Linked DNA regions of Homo sapiens: region 2 is linked to region 1. Evidence: chromatin loops called from intact Hi-C (ENCODE). Cell type or tissue: Panc1. All regions are shown on one strand. Links, peaks and the distances in the headings refer to the core of each region. The heading gives the core; the rest is flanking DNA. Region 1 overlaps CHD5 (chromodomain helicase DNA binding protein 5). Region 2 overlaps RPL22 (ribosomal protein L22).

What was found. Hi-C counts contacts between places; a loop is a spot of excess contacts. Peaks named below come from ENCODE experiments on the same cell type or tissue, not always from the same donor. Only the 100,000 strongest peaks of a DNase experiment are listed, where the experiment ranks them.
Region 2: it touches region 1 in a loop (3-fold over the local background); 16 of 110 quality-filtered maps call a loop at or near these places.

What each region holds. Positions count from the first base shown.
Region 1 is chr1:6,106,709-6,112,079 of GRCh38, forward strand. CHD5 (chromodomain helicase DNA binding protein 5) reads right to left here. Exons shown (of 42, transcript NM_015557.3): 36 at 5,067-5,175; 37 at 3,686-3,818; 38 at 3,087-3,282; 39 at 1-71. Among named protein-coding and RNA genes, the nearest start is that of KCNAB2, 64 kb to the left of the region's middle. RefSeq lists a silencer at 2,248-2,347. In Panc1, for the core only: a CTCF peak has its summit at 2,320 (motif pointing right); a DNase peak (open chromatin) is centred at 2,284.
Region 2 is chr1:6,183,044-6,188,414 of GRCh38, forward strand. RPL22 (ribosomal protein L22) reads right to left here. Exons shown (of 4, transcript NM_000983.4): 4 at 1,977-3,773. The coding sequence ends at 3,629. Among named protein-coding and RNA genes, the nearest start is that of CHD5, 5.4 kb to the left of the region's middle. In Panc1, for the core only: CTCF peaks have their summits at 637 (motif pointing right), 840 and 2,909 (motif pointing left); no DNase peak of the experiment used is centred there; H3K27ac peaks cover 1,791 bases.

The DNA.
Region 1 (5,371 bases), core at 104-5,103:
GGACAGCATGGATGGCAGCCGGGTCACGTCGGCCTTCATGTCGCTCAGCAGCTCCTCCAGCTGGTTCAGGACTGTGGTGGGAGGCGGAGGGATGGTAGGATGCAGGGATGGAGGGGTGGAGGGATGGAGGAGTGGAAGGATGGAGGGATGGAGGGGTGGAGGGGTGGAGGGGTGGAGCAGTGGAAGGATGGAGGGATGGAAGGATGGAGGGATGGAGGGGTGGAGGGGTGGAGGGATGGAGGAGAGGAGGGGTGGAGGGGTGGAAGGATGGAGGGGTGGAAGGATGGAGGGATGATGGAGGGATGATGGAGGGATAATGGAGGGAAGATGGAGGGATGGAGGAATGATGGAGCGATGGAAGGATGATGGAGGGGTGGAAGGACGGACGAATGGAGGGGTGGAAGGACGGAGGGATGGAGGGATAATGTAGGGATAATGGAGCGAAGATGGAGGGATGGAGGGAAGGTGGAGGGATGGGGGAAGATGGAGGGATGGAGGGATGATGGAGGGATGGAGGGATGATGGAGGGATGGAGGGATAATGAAGGGATGATGGAGAGATGGAGGGATGATGGTGGGATGGCGGAGTGGAGAGATGGAGGGATGATGAAAGGATGATGGTTGGATGTTGGAGGGATGGAGGGATAATGAAGGAATGATGGAGAGATGGAGGGATGATGGAGGAATGGAGGGGTGGAGAAATGGAGGGATGGAGGGATGATGGAGGAATGAAGGGATGAGGGAGGGATAATGGAGGGATGGAGGGATGATGAAGGGATGATGGATAGATGGAGGGACGATGGAGGGATGGAGCGGTGGAGAGATGGAGGGATGGAGGGATAATGAAGGGATGATGGAGAGATAAAGGGATGTAGGGATGATGAAGGGATGATGGATAGATAAAGGGATATAGGGATGAAGCGATGATGGAGGGATGAAGGGATGATGGAAAAATGAAGGGATGATGGAGGGATAATATAGGGATGGAGGGATGATGGAGAGATGGAGGGATGATGGAGGGATGAGGGATGATGGATGATGGAGAGATGGAGGGATGATGGAGGGATGGAGGGATGATGGAAGAATGAAGGGATGATGGAGGAATAATGGAGGGATGGAGGGATGATGAAGGATAATGGAGAGATGGAGGGATGGAGGGATGATGGAGGGATGGAGGGGTGGAAGGATGGAGAGATGGAGGGATAATGGAAGATGGAAGGATGGAAGGAAGGTGGAGGGACGGGATGATGGAGGGATGGAAGGATGGAGGGATGATGGAGAGATGGGGGATGGAGGGATGAAGGGACGGTGGAGGGATGGGTGATGGAGGGGTGAAGGGATGGAGGGATGGAGGGATGGAGGGATGATGGAGAGATGGAGGGATGATGGAGGGATGGTGGAGACATGGAGGCATAGAGGGATGATGGAGGGATGGAGGAATGATGGAGGGGTGGAAAGATGGAGGGATGATGGAGGGTTGGAGGGGTGGAGAGATGGAGGGATGATGGAGAGATGGACGGGTGGAAGGATGGAGGGATGGAGAGATGACGGAAGGATGATAGAGGGATGGAGTGATGATGGAGAGATGATAGAGGGAAGATGGAGAGACGGAGGGATGAAGGGATGAAGGTATGATGAAGGGATAATGGAGGGATGGAGGAATGGAAGGACGAAGGGATGATGGAGGGATGGACGGGTAGAGAGATGGAGAGATGGAAGGATGGAGAGATGATGGAGAGATGGGGGATGGGGGTGGAAGGATGGAGGGAGAATGGAAGGATGATGGAGGGATGAAGCAATGATGGAGATGATGAAGGGATGACGGAGAGATGGAAGGATGAAGGGATGGAGGTATGATGAAGGGATAATGGAGGGATGGAGGGGTGGAAGGATGGAGGGATGAAGGATGACAGAGGGATGAGGGATGGAGTGGAAGGACAGAGGCATGGAGGGATAATGGAAGGATGGAAGGATGGAGGGGTGGAAGGATGGAGGAATGGAGGGATGATGAAGGGAAGGAGGGATGATGGAGAGACAGAGGGATGGAGGGTTGGAGGCATGGAAGAATTATGGAGGGATGGAAGGATGGAGGTGTGGAAGGATGGAGGGATAAGGGATGAGGGATTGAGGGGTGAAAGAATAGAGGGATGGAGGGGTGGAAGGACGGAGGCATGGAGGGATGATGGAGGGGTGGAAGGATGGAGGCATGGAGGGATGGAGGGATGAAGGGCTGTGCCAGGGGAGGTAGCCCGAGAGCTGGGGCTTATTTGCAAGGGTGTATGACTGCACTTGCCCAGAACCGGGCACCAGGGGGTGCCCTGCACCAGGCCCTCCCAAGCTGCAGGCAGCACTGCCAAGTGGGGACACAGCAGGAGCTTCCAAAGAACTCCTCCCAGGAGCCCCTCTGGGCTGGGCAAGGGCCCACGGGCTGCAGACGAGCCAGCCAGAAGCGCTGCCTGACGCTGGGCTTCCCTCCTAAGAGTTCTCAGGGAGACCTGCAGCCCCAGGCCCTACTGGGCACAGGATCAGAGTACACCAGGGAGGGCTGCAGGGCACAGGGAGGGGTCCAGCAACTCTCACCACAGGGCCACCCCTCCCCCAACCAGCCGGGAGCCCCGAGGGCAGAAGTGTGCCCTGTGACCACAGGCAGAGATGTGCAGCCAGCACCAAAGCTCTGAATCCTGGGAGATCTTGGGCAAACTACTTCCCTTCCCACACGGGGCCAAGGAGAAGGCTCCAGGCTGATGGGTATTGCCCGGGCTAAAGACACAGTGCATTTAAGTCACGCTGTCAGGACTCAGAAGCCTTTACAGTTTCGTGGTTTTCTGTGTCACTAGCCCGGGCCGGGGCCCGCACAGAGCAGGCTTGAGAAACAGGCTGGAGAAGCAAGCAGCCTCAGTTTCCCTGCAGGGGAGATAAGGGGTCTGATGACAGGACTGTTCCATCTTGGCCCAGAAGTCCACCGCCCTCTGGGCTGACATCTGTCCCCAGCCCCTACCCCATCAGTGCCCTCATCTACAGCCAAGAGCGCTCGCTGGGCAGGAGGAAGGGCGGGGGGCTGCACCGTGGGGGGCAGGACTTGCTCACCCTTGTGCAGGACGGCATTGGCAGGCTTGTTCCCAGCAAGGGACTCCTTGGACAGGTGCTGGTGGCTCTCGGCGAGGCACTCCACTTCAGCCAGGCGGGCGTTGAGGGCCATGGCGGGGTGGTTGGGGTCCTGCGTCATGTTCAGGTACGCGGCCCTCCGGAGCTGCTCCTCAATGACCAACGCCTGCTCCAGCAGCTGGGGGCGGGGCGCAGCGTCGGCCCGGCCCCTCCCGCTGAATGGCTACCCTCCGTGCTCCACCAGCGCCCACCCCAGGCCAAGGCTCCCGGCAGAAAGGAGGGAAAGAGGACGTACTGCCATCTGCTGCCCACCCTGGCCTGGTGGTGGCCAACCCTTGGAGCTGTCACCAAGCTGGGTTCTCTGTACCCCAACACCCCAAGGCGGCAGATACTTCCCAGTGGGGCCAGGGCCAGAGCAAGGATCCACCACTGTTAGTTGATGGACATACTGCTGCTTCGTGGCAGCGTGACCCAGGTACACGGGGAGGGGTTGCTGCTCTCTAATTCCTTTGCCTTTGCGAGGGTCCTCCTGACACCGTCCCTCCCTGCCCCGTGCAGCCCTGGCCCTTCAGAAGACAGACCTTAAACCTGCGGGCCAGGAACTTGTTCTTCATCTCCAGGTAGTTGCCCTTGTGGACCTCAGACTTGAAGGGCTCGTTGAGGATCATGTACCGTGGGTCATTCTGGATGTCCTGCCAGCGGGCGTAGCCGTGCCTGGGTGGGGCACCATTAAGGGCAAACCTGGCCGTTAGAAGTGGTGGGGCCGTAGGGGGAGGCAGCTCAGGGAGGGGGAGGGGCCAGCCCGGGGGTCGGCATTCTGGCTGTACGCTCTCAGGCAAGTCCTTAAGCCCAGCTGCACGAGGAACATATTGATGACACAACAGTGACAGTATCAGCAGACACTGACAGGTGCCCTGGGTGCACCAGACACAGCCCCGGGGCTTCAGAGGGTTAACTCTTCACCCCAACAACCTGGGGTGCATACGTTTAAGTCTTGCCCCCAGTGCCTGTGAATGGGAACCTTTTTCGGAAATAGAGTATTTGCAGATGTAATGAAGTTAAGAAAGGGTCATGCTGGACTAGGGTGGGCCCTAAACTCAATGACTGGGATGCTTGTAAGAAGAGGAAAATTTGGGGCCAGGCATGGTGGCTCGCGCCTGTAATCCCAGCATTTTGGGAGGCCAAGGTGGGCAGATCACTTGAGGCCAGGAGCTCGAGACCAGCCTGGCCAACAAGGCGAAACCCCGTCTCTACTAAAATTACAAAAACTAGCTGGGAGTGGTGGTGCATGCCTGTAGTCCCAGCTACTCAGGAGGCTGAGGCAGAAGAATCACTTGAACCCAGGAGGCAGAGGTTGCAGTGAGCTGAGATCGCACCACTGCACTTCAGCCTAGGCCACAGAGCGAGACTCCATCTCAAAAAAAAAAGAAAAAGAAAAAGGCCGGGTGTGGTGGCTGACGCCTGTAATCTCAGCACTTTGGGAGGCCAAGGTGGGTGGATCACTTGAGGTCAGGAGTTCGAGACCAGCCTAGCCAACATGGTGAAACCCCGTCTCTACTAAAAATACAAAAATTAGCCAGGTGTGGTGGGGCACACCTGTAATCCCAGCTACTCAGGAGGCTGAGGCAGGAGAATCGCTTGAACCCGGGAGGCAGCAGTTGCAGTGAGCCGAGATCAAGCTGCTACACTCCAGCCTGGGTGACAGAGTGAAACTCTATCTCAAAAAAAAAAAAAAAAAGAGAGAGCAATGTGGACCCAGACAGAGACACATAAGGAAGAAGCCGGGATGACAGCGGCGGGGAGCGGGCGACACAGCAATGCCGAGGATTTCTAGCCACCGCCAGAAGTGAGGAAGATTGAGGAAGAACGAGGAAGGCTTCCCCCGGAGCTCTCAGAGGGCTCTCCCCGAGGTCCACGGAGGAACGGGCAAGTCCCTGCCCAGCCCGGCCTGGCCAAGGATACGTCACGATGCCCGCCAGCAGCCAGTAGTCATGGCGCCGGTGCCAGATGTCGTAGATTTTCCCAGAGGATACAGCAGCCCGCTCCTCGTTCTGCCACAGCGTGTGCAACTCTGGGAAACAAGCCAAGGTGAGCAGGGTGAGAAGTGCCCCAGCTCTCACGCACAGGCAGGCTTGGAGAGCCGCTCCCTCCCTACTTGCCACTGCCTCCACCCCCAGAGGTCCAGTGTTCCAGGGTGGCTAAGAAAGGTTATACGATGGACTTCCATCAACCAGTCACACTCTAGTATAAAGTTAACCACTGGTCTA
Region 2 (5,371 bases), core at 84-5,083, 76 kb after region 1:
AACCCCCAAGGCCTGCCTGAGGCCATTTCGTTCAACAATGCATATCCACGCTGTGGCCACCTGGCACCACCAGCTTCTCAAGGGCAATGAAGTGCTTGTACATACACCACCTCACAGCGAGTCACATAGATCAAAACTCTGCCCCACACCTCCTCCTCGGCAGGGGTGAAACGGCGTCACTCAGGACCGCAGTGTCCTCTGCAATGAAGGCTCAGTGCCCACCTGCTGCACCAAGACTTTCGTTGCACTTGAAGGCTTTTTCCGAAAGTGTGGACCCTGCACCACCTGAATTCAAATCAGTTGGGGTTGCAGGGGAGGAAGGAGCTTCTCAAAAAGGCAGCCCTGGGCCATGGCCCTGAACCTGAGAAAATCCTTGTGTAAGCCTGAGAACGTTTTATGGGTGTTCTCTGGGTTCTAGCTATGGTGGCAGCTAACTCACTCCGCTGGTCAGCACAGCCTTTACAGACTGTTTTAGCTGGGCCCAAAATAGCCTGGGGGAAAAAAAAGAATGTGTATTCTCAAATCCATCCCAAAGACAAGAAAATGGCTGGATGAGAAATTCAGTTTCCTGTTCCTAGAGATAAGCACTATGATTGCACCGTTTAACAGGCAGTCCTCACCTCCTTCCTGTAGGTGGAGGGCTACCTCCTTGCAGGGATGGCAAATCCCCACACCAAGCCTCTCTTCTACCCTCTTCTCCCTCAAAGAGAATCAACCCCACAGTTTATTCCACTAAATACAGGCCCATCACCACGACTCAGCGAACAACCTGGGCAGGTGCCAACCCAGGCTCTCCTTCAGGGACCTGGCCCATCTCTCACCGCCGTGGTGCCCCTACCCTGCAGCTTCTGACTCGTCACCCCAGTATTCTGTCCAAGGGTTACTGGGGAGATGGTCTGTCCCCTGGAACTGCCAGATCTGTAACTGTCCCACATCCTAGGTCCCCCTCTCCTGTGGGAGGTCTTGGTTTACAATACTTGACAAGTTTAAGGGTCTGAGTCCCATGTACAAATGGAAAGTGAAATCAGGTGTCAACACCAAATTCCAGGCTCCCCTGACATCAATGACTTCAACAGCCGGACCATTATTCCCCATCACCAGGGTCCTTATCACCCTCCAGGAAATCAAGTGTCCCCTAAAAAGGCTGAGCTCTAGATAGCCCCAGATATCAACTGTCTTAAGACACTTGGTATTATCCAACTTCCTCACTTTCCCCGTGTTTCTGACCACCTCTGTGCTACACACCATTCATGAGCAAAGTTAGGACCCACGTATTTCAACACCTGGCTGCTCCTGAAAATGTATGAGGACAACAGTCCTCAAAACCCAAACACTTCACCACTGGAAGTGCCATGGGAAAAGGGGGATCAGAGGCTTTTTGGAGGGAAAACATGAAGCCTTTAGAAGTGACTAGTTCGTAGCACTTAGTGACATCAACAAACCTCATTTCCTCAGCTGTACCAGCACACTCGAGGGAAGGGCGTGAAGGTGTTGTGTAACTGGCATTGGCTGAGACGAGACCAACCTCCTGTTTCCGGACTCTTATGAACTTAAATCACGGCTTGAAACTCTCCACGACCCCAGTCAGCCCCTGTGCCTCAACTATTTTCGATCAGGCAAGTGAGGTGTGAGTCAAAACAAAGGAAACTGGTCTACAGTGTGCTTTGGGCGCAGCTGGTGTCATGGTTGTGATGGAATTCAAGTTGACACTACCTATTCCCCATCAGAAAACGGCATTTGCTGGCAAAGTTGATCCCCAGACTCTGGATCTGGAGAAATTCTACACAGAGTTCAGTGACAGCCAACCCCTGAATCTCACTGCGGCAAAACAGCACAACTAAGGGAAGAAAAGTGGAAATAAAGGACATCTTTTCTTCTAAGCCTAATAAAGACCAACGTAACTGTTGGTACAGCAACTAATTCGTGAGGACAAAGCTTTTCTTCACATGCCAGTCCTTAAAAAAAACAAAGCCTCGTACAGTAAGAGTAGCCAGGTGTTAGCCACTTTAATAGAAAATATGATCAAAACTCGATTACAAGAGTTCAAAAAGACATAGAAAACCAGTGAGTTTCAATTTTATTACAAGTTTTCAAATCTGGGACTAGTTTCTTTTTTTCTTTTAACTGAAATGCCAACTTCAGCCCAGGGTTTTTTCACAACCAAACTAAAAATGACTTACTACATGGGAACATCAATGCAACAAGTAGAATTTGTAAACTCAAGCCACAAACTTAGTTAATAATCATGGTTAAGGGACATTGCCAAAGAGCAACTGATGCCTCAGTGAAGTTTGAAAGAAACTCTGCTTTCTGTGACGGCAGAGAAGAAATATGCAAGCAATTCTGCTTCAAAGAAATTTGCATAGAAATGGAAAAATGCCAGAGCCTTTAACACAAGTGAAATTGCAAAGCCTCAACACGTTCAACTCAATCCACAGAGCACCAAATGTTTAATGGGAGCCAAGGTAGGACTGAGCATTGAACTTCCAGCTATGCAACTCGCAGGGCACAATTTCAAGTGTGGAAACCATCTGTAGGCAAGCTCTTTTAAAAACATGAATTTTAGACACCGTAAATTCTAATGCAGACACTTTTGCATTACTGTTTGAATTTCAGAAGGGCACCACAAGGCACCAGAGTCTTTCAAAGTCACTCACAGCAACAATTGCATTTTTTTCCCAGCCTTGGTAGCCCCTTTCAGTTGTCTAGCCTCTGCACTGTGGCACACCACTGACATTAAATCCAGTCATGGCCTAAGTGGCATGAGGCAGCTATTTCCAGGGCACCTCCCACCTCCTTGGCATGGGAGGCTTCCCAGTCACTCCTCCTTCGTGTCCCCTCTTTCAAGAACCTCCAGAGCTCTTGGCATCAGGGGCCCCCATTGCTGGGCCCCACACGGGAGACCACATCTGGAAGCACTATTCCTACAGCTCCCTCTGCTGGAGACGAAAGTGACAGTTTGTTGCAAAGACCTGTAGAAACATTACTTACACGTTCATTTCTGTACACATTTAGTTAATTTAGAACCTGGGACTTTTACAATCGATTCCCCAAACCCCTTTATGGCAGCAACACTGAAGGAGCACAGTTTCTCTCTCTAGGAAGAAGAGGATTAGCAGACATAATTGTGTGCGTCAAGAGAAATTTGTAATCAAAAAATGAAAGTAAGACGAATGGCCCAGAAACCCGCATTTTATTGACAGTCATTTTCCCACAGAGAATCTTAGAAAGATGTCGCGTTTTCTTTTAATGAATGAGAGAAGCCCATTTGTATCCCTGAATCATTGAGAAAAGCAACAGATACAACTGACAGTCACACTTTTTAAAATCAAACAGTCACTACCTTCAGCCCACACCTCCACACCCGCATCTGCCTCCCCAATGGCTGTCAGTTCGGTAAAGTCACCCTCTCCTTCTACTCTGGTATTACCACGAGAATTGAAATTTTTAAGCAGAAAAAAAAAGAAGTCAAGTTACAAATAAATGAGTGGCGAACCAAGGGAAGCCCTTTGACTATGATTTCCAATTTTCTGTTCAATCCACACTGCAGAGATACAAGGATAAACCACCATTTTGGTTCCCAAGTTTTATTCAAGAACTCATACAAAATTTTCCAGATAAATGAAATTTAATCCTCGTCTTCCTCCTCTTCTTCGTCCTGGTTAATCTGGAAGTAACGTAATTCGTAACTCTCTTTGCTGTTAGCAACTACGCGCAACCAGTCACGTAGATTATTCTTCTTCAAATATTTTTTGGTGAGATATTTCAAATACCTGCAGAGAAAGGACACAAGAACTCCACTAGACAGTTGGTGCTTGCATTCTAAAACATTTTAACATTTATAAAACCCAGCACTCAAAATCATTACAATTCAAGGTGTTTTCCCAAGCCTCAAAAATGGCAAAGGTAAGGCAAATACACCCAGCCAAGGCTCTGAGTTATCAGCCACGTACCATCGACATCGGCAGTAACAATTAGAATAGCCTCAGCATGGTGGCTCAGGCCTGTAATCCCAGCGCTTTGGGAGGCCAAGGCAGGCAGATCACTTGAGGTCAGGAGTTCGAGACCAGCCTGAACAACATGGTGAAACCCCATCTCTACTAAAAATAAAAAAATTAGCTGGGCGTGGTGGTGCACGCCTGTAATCCCAGCTACTCGGGAGGCTGAGGCATGAGGATCCCTTGAATCCAGGAGGCGGAGGGTGTAGTGAGCTAAGATTGTACCACTGTATTCCAGCCTGGGTGACAGAGCAAGACTGCCTCCAAAAAAAGAAAAAAGAAAAAAAACTAGGCCAGGGGCACTGGCTCACACCTGTAATCCCAGCATTTTGGAGGGCTGAGGCAGGCGGATCATGAGGTCAGGAAACGGAGACCATCCTGGCTAACACGATGCAACCCTATCTCTACTAAAAATACAAAAAATTAGCCAGACGTCGTGCTGGGCGCCTGTAGTCCCAGCTAGTCAGGAGGCTGAGGTAAGAGAATCGCTTGAACCCGGGAGGCAGAGGCTGCAGTGAGCCGAGATGGCGCCATTGCACTCCAGCCTGGGCGACAGAGCAAGACTCCATCTCAAAAAAAAAAAAACAAAAAAAAAAAACAAGAGCAGATAAGTAGATAAGTAGATGTACCAGTTGTCCATGAAAATGCAGCAAACACCTATAACATGGTTTTTAGTGACCACTGGAGAAAGATAACATGATAGAAATTTACAGTTAAGTACGCAACCTCAATACCTTTTATGCAGAAAATAGTGGGTTTCCAAAGAGCTGTAAGCGCTGCGCACACATCACCTCACGGAGTCAAACCCCCTTTTGAGGTTGTCTGGATGATGAGGACTGCTTCTTAGGGGTGTGCACACACTCGCTCCTGCTCACCACCCAACACACAGGGACAGAATGCCACCCTGCCACTGCGCTCACGCCCAGAGAGCACAAAGCCTTTCAGTCAGCCTGCCCAATTGCTGCTTTAGCCAGGTGAGAGCTAAACACTCACCACAACAGGGATCATTTAAAAACTCTTTTATTTATTTTTTTAGACAGAATCTCCTTCTGTGGCCCAGGCTCACTGCAACCTCTGCCTCCAGGATTCAAGCAATTCTCATGCCTCAGTCTCCCATGTAGCTGGGATTACAGGTGTATAACACCATGTCCAGCTAATTTTTGTAATTTCAGTAGAGATGGGGGTTTTGCCATATTGGCCAGTCTGGTCTCGAACTCCTGGCCTCAAGTGTCTGCCCACCTCAGCCTCCCGAAGTGCTGGGATTATAGCTGTGAGCCACTGCGACCAGCCAAAACACTCATTCTTTATGGAAAGGCAAAAACTGGCTTTTGTGCCCAACACCCTAACTACATAAAGATGACCTAAGGGCTGGG